Regions from separate parts of the Homo sapiens genome. Here region 1 is linked to region 2. Evidence: read pairs that join two places in POLR2A ChIA-PET (ENCODE). Cell type or tissue: A673. All regions are shown on one strand. Each heading gives the region's core, and the rest is flanking DNA. Links, peaks and the distances in the headings are about the cores only.

Region 1 (2,817 bases), core at 184-2,683, 140 kb after region 2:
AGGAGGCTGAGGCAGGAGAATCACTTGAACCCAGGAGGCGGAGGTTGCAGTGACCCGAGATCACACCGTTGCACACCATTGCACTCCAGCCTGGGCCACAGAGCAAGACTCTATCTCCAAAAAATAATAATAATGATAATAATGTTGATGGGGAGGATATCAAATATTGAATTGCTTTGTTATTTAGATTCCACTGGATTTATTTAAAAGTTATATAATGACTTAATTTTAAAATGTCTATTTTTTTTTTTTTTTTGAGACGGAGTCTCGCTGTCGCCCAGGCTGGAGTGCAGTGGCGCGATCTCGGCTCACTGCAGGCTCCCCGCCCTGGGGTTCATGCCATTCTCCTGCCTCAGACTCCCGAGTAGCTGGGACTACAGGCGCCCGCCACCTCGCCCGGCTAATGTTTTGTATTTTTAGTAGAGACGGGGTTTCACCGTGTTAGCCAGGATGGTCTTGATCTCCTGACCTTGTGATCCGCCCGCCTCGGCCTCCCAAAGTGCTGGGATTACAGGCGTGAGCCACCGCGCCCGGCCAAATGTCTGTATTTTTAAAGTGCCAGAAACTATATAGTTTGCAATGATTAAACTTATGATAAAAATGTTAAATGTCAACTTAAAAAATGCAAGGAGATACGTAGTTTTCAAATTATTTTAGAGAATATGTGAGTCAAAATGTTTGATGACCACTGATTTAAGATTCTATAAGCCAAGCCCTTTTATTATTGTTTTACTTTTTTTGTTTTCTTTTTTTGAGACAGGGTCTCACTCTGTCATCCATGCTGGAGTGCAGCAGTGTGATTTCAGCTCACTGCAACCTCCACCTCCCAGGTTAAAGTGATTCTCCTGCCTCAGCCTCCCGAGTAGCTGGGACTACAGGAATGCACCACCAGACCTGGCTAATTTTTGTATTTTTTGTAGAGAGAGGGTTTCCTATGTTACTCAGGCTGGTCTCAAACTCCTGAGCTCAAGCGATCTGCCTGCCTTGGCCTCCCAAAGTGCTGAGATTATAAGTATGAGCCACTGCCCACAGCCCCAAGCCCATTTTCATTTTGTTTTCTTTTGTTTTTAATTTAACCAAGACTCAAAAAGACCATCATCACCAGAAAAGAGCTCTTGGTCCTGGTGACAGCTCCTTAATATTGAACCAGGCTCATAAAGCTCTATCCAGGAATTTCAAATTCCATTAGTTTAACATCTGGCCAGTCACCTCCCTTTCCCCTCACTTTCTACTCTACATCACTCCTCAACTCTAAACTAGAGCCATGAGGGAGTCTTGCAACTTCCCAAAAGCCCCCTAACATTTCACACCTCTCGGCCTTTGCTCAAGCTGCTCTCTCTCTGCCTGGCATGAACTTTACCTCTCACTACCCTCATTTCCTCTTCTCCAGGCAAAAGGGAATTTCTCCCAGAAATTGTCACTCATAACTGTTTTGTTTGTTTGTTTGTTTGTTTTGAGACCGAGTCTCACTCTGTTGCCCAGGCTGGAGTGCAGTGGCACGATCTCAGCTCACTGCAGCCTCTGCCTCCCGGGTTCAAGCAATTCTCCTGCCTCAGCCTCCCAAGTAGCTGGGATTACAGGCGTGCACCACCACACCCGACTGATTTTTTGTATTTTTAGTAGAGACAGGGTCTCACCAGGTTGGCCAGCCTGGTCTCGAACTCCTGACTTCAGGTGATCCACCCATTTCAGCCTCCCAAAGTGCTGGGATTACAGGCATAAACCACCTTGCTGGAACATAACTGGTTCTCAATTGAGGGTGACTAACCATCCCAGTTTTTCTAGGACTAAGAGGTTTCATTAGTATGGGGGACTTTCTGTGCTAAAACCTGGATAGTCCCAGGTCGATCAGGATGGTTGGTTACCCTACTATTGTATGTTCAACCTACTCAAAGTTACACCTAGGGGAGTGGAACCAGCTTTAGGGTATTATATCTTCTCCCAACTGACAGGTCTGTGGAAGACAATACTCTTCCATATCCCAAGAGCACTTTCTTAGGCTAATATAGTTCAAATGCTTTAGGCATTTAAGTTACAGTATTCCTGATTACGAGCTCACACTTCAAACAGCAGTTATTTTGTGTTCTTAAAAGAAACACTCTCTTCTAATTAATTGAACTCATGTTTGCATATTCAATTCCTGCCAGTGCATGCCTTACAGCATCACTTAAAAATAATTTGTCTCTGTGCATGTGGGGCTCCTAGACTCCTAAAAATAACTTTGAGAGAAACAGTGTACATTTCCTGTGAATGTATGTATATGTATTTGGGGAAGTGGGAGATGGAAGGTTGAATTTTTTTTTTTTTTTTTTTTTTTTTTTTTGAGACAGAGTCTCGCTCTGTTGCCAGGCTGGAGTCCAGTGGCATCATTTCAGCTCACTGCAACCTCCACCTTCCGGGTTCTAGCAATTCTCCTGCCTCAGCCTCCTGAGTAGCTGGGACTACAGGCAGGCGCCACAACACCCAGCTAATTTTTGTATTTTTAGTAGAGACAGGGTTTTACCATGTTGGCCAGGATGATCTCGATCTCTTGACCTTGTGATCTGCCCGCCTCAGCCTCCCAAAGTGCTGGGATTACAGGCGTGAGCCATCACGCCCAGCTGGAAAGTTGATTCTAATAACCCTTAGGAGTGTTTCCAGAATTTTCCCAGGGCAGAATGTGGTCAGAAGCAGAGAAGCTATGGAGACATGTTACCTGACTAAACTTGAGTATCCAATCTGTTCAATTGGTACAATTCAATAAAATAGATGTCACTATTTTACTGGATTATTGAAAAGATTAAAAAAGGCAGTGTAGCAACTTGGTGAGGAACACAG
Region 2 (2,817 bases), core at 295-2,794:
TGCTTTATGGTCAACATCACTTATGACTAAATCTAGATATGAAATCCACTGTATTATTAATAACAATCATCATATACCTCTCCACCAGAATGTAAGATTTGCTAGAGTTAGTATTAGTTTTTCACCCTATGATTTCTGCCTGGCTTGGAGTAGGCTCTCAATAAGAATGTGTTGATAAACAAATGAATGAGCAAATAAGTAAGTTCTTCAAAGGTAAAACTTACCCAAAAAATGAAAAATGCAAAGATCTGAAATTTTAGTAACTCCCCAAAAAGTAAACAGAAGAGACATATTCCAGAGGGAGTCACTAAAGCTAACAAATGAGTCTTCACATTACAATTACAACATTCTTTTTCAACAAAGTGCTTATTCCTTTTCTCTTTTGCCCTTTTCTCTGGAATCTCTTGTCAGGTTACTCTTTGTTTCCTTAGGCTTGTTGTGCATAAGAGACTTCTATAATAATTCCTCTGTTCATTTTTCTAGAAACACCAAGCAAATGTTCAAGGAGATCAAATTAAGTTCACTATAAGATCATAAGGAGGCCACTAGCAGAATCAGCAGAATTAGGCTCTTATAAATTATTATTAGTTTTACTTCATGACCCAAACTCAATAACAGTCAAGAATTCACTATTTTCCTCTTGGTTGTATAGCTGTTCTCATAACTCATATCAAAATATCAAATCTCACATTAATCAAAACATCAATTTCTAGCAATACTACATTAATTAAATAAAAATATTCTCTTTACTAGTGTTTTTATTAAAGATTATCTTTACACTGTTCCGCTAAAAAAAAAGTAAGCAAAAAGTAGTTAAAAAAAAAAAAGTTAATTCCAAAGTTGAGGATGAAGAAATTTGTTCACCTAATCCTTTTTATCTAATGTTTTTAATGTTTACAATTTATTTAATTCACTTCAAATGTCTGTGCTAAGTTGAAAATTACTGAATTAGAACTGCATCAAACTCAAACCATTTATATCCTTTCTCTACTTGTTAAACATTCATGCTAAAACATTTTAAAATTATTTTACTTACCAAGTCGAAACTACAATTTTTGGATATATCACCAATCATTTGGTTTATATTACATACACATAATGTAGTAGCTTACATAAACCCACCAAATAAGAGTTTTCCTTTAAATTTACAAAAGCAGAAAATCTAATTCACAACTTCAAGAAAACAGTGGATTTAATAAACAGATTAACTTACTGAAAAAATCTTTAAAGACGTTTAACCAATCCATTTTGAGTAAAAATTCTGTGTTCTGTCAGTTTGTTAACACAGCTCAGGATAATTCTCAGTGAGCTTCCTCGTCTGTTCTGCAACACTGAAACTTCCCACACCCAATCCATGTGACCTGGCCCACACCCAGGCAATAGAAAATTTTTCTGAGGCTTCTCTTTCCAAAACTTTTTTTTCCTCTAAATTATAACACAGCCTGTATAACAAGTAAATAATCATGGCCAAAAATATGACCTTATTATTCAGACTTATTTTGGAAGATGCTTTAAAGCATATATATTTTTTATAGTTAAAATATATTCATGAATTAATCCTTTTGTTTTCCCCTTTTCCTTCTCAACTTTCAAACAATGTCTCCACCAGCACAACCATTGCGAAACAAATCCATTAATTACACCGGATATTTAAGTTACCAAAAAGGGATACAGAAATTATGAGAAAAGGGAAAAGTTTATCTAATGTAAAAGCTGGACTTATATCTCTTTACAGGTTAACTACAGATCACTAACTCAAAACAATGTTTCCAAGCACCCTGGAATAAAGGTAGCAATAACTGTAATACAGTAATAAAGTTAACAGAGATTTCCTAAGACTTAAATAGAGATAAAATCTTGATAAAACTGTCTCAATAACATCAGAATACTGTAGTACGGAATGCATCCTGGAGTATTAACAAATAAAAATTATATTTAAATGGGATTTTAGATTTACATACAGTAATACCTAATACTGGACTACTTCCCCCCTTTGCTCTATGATAATAGTTTTTTCACTATATTTTGTTAATTACTGTCACATTCACTCTAATCCCAAGATACCAGTGTCCTCTTAAAATGGAACAAAAAAGTCTAACTGGGTATGTCTTAGTACCCTGTGCACGTATCACTATGAGGCATACTTTCTTGACAGAAATTACCTTAATTTCTCCCAATATCTCTAATCATCATGCTTTAAATAAATTCCAGTATTTACAAAACCAGTATTGCTGATTCTAACCCTGGTCTCTTCTGCTACTGAAGGAAAATCTCTTTCTGATTTGTCTTCCATTGAAAAACTAAAAATAATGGTCTTAATCACAAAACCCAAAAGTATTTAAAAAGTTACCTCAGCAGTTAAACATCACATTATATCTACTTAATTACCTTTAGAACACTGGAAATATTTTTATCTCAGAAACTGATAATCCACTACTTTATATCTTACTCCAAATTGTACTATATTTTAGTTTTTGCAGTTTTACAATGGTTAAAAACATTAAATATTTGTATTTTATTGATAATTAGAAGAACATTCTAGAATAACAATAATGTTGAATAAGAATAAAAACTAAGCTGGGTATGGTAGTAAGCATCTGTAGTCCCAGCTACTCAGGAAGCTGAGGTGGGAGGGTTGCTTGAGCCCAGGAGTTCAAGTTTGGCCTGGACAACAGAGCAAGACTCCATCTCTACAAAACCATAAAAAATAAATAAATAAAAACTAATGTAAAGTAGTGAGTCAACAGTATTTCATATTTGTCAGTCATGCTATATTGCTCCCAAACTGTCTGCACAAGGAGAAATTGTACTTTTCTT

The links. Peaks named below come from ENCODE experiments on the same cell type or tissue, not always from the same donor. Only the 100,000 strongest peaks of a DNase experiment are listed, where the experiment ranks them.
Region 1: POLR2A ChIA-PET joins it to region 2 with 10 read pairs; 5 of 35 experiments call an interaction of 5 or more read pairs at or near these places.

What each region holds. Positions count from the first base shown.
Region 1 is chr3:136,793,874-136,796,690 of GRCh38, reverse strand. No RefSeq gene overlaps it. Among named protein-coding and RNA genes, the nearest start is that of SLC35G2, 24 kb to the left of the region's middle. In A673, for the core only: no CTCF peak of the experiment used is centred there; no DNase peak of the experiment used is centred there.
Region 2 is chr3:136,928,991-136,931,807 of GRCh38, reverse strand. The region is part of intron 2 of NCK1 (NCK adaptor protein 1); the gene reads right to left. Among named protein-coding and RNA genes, the nearest start is that of IL20RB, 28 kb to the left of the region's middle. RefSeq lists a silencer at 1,234-1,434. In A673, for the core only: no CTCF peak of the experiment used is centred there; DNase peaks (open chromatin) are centred at 1,347 and 1,627; H3K4me3 peaks cover 1,220 bases; H3K27ac peaks cover 1,985 bases.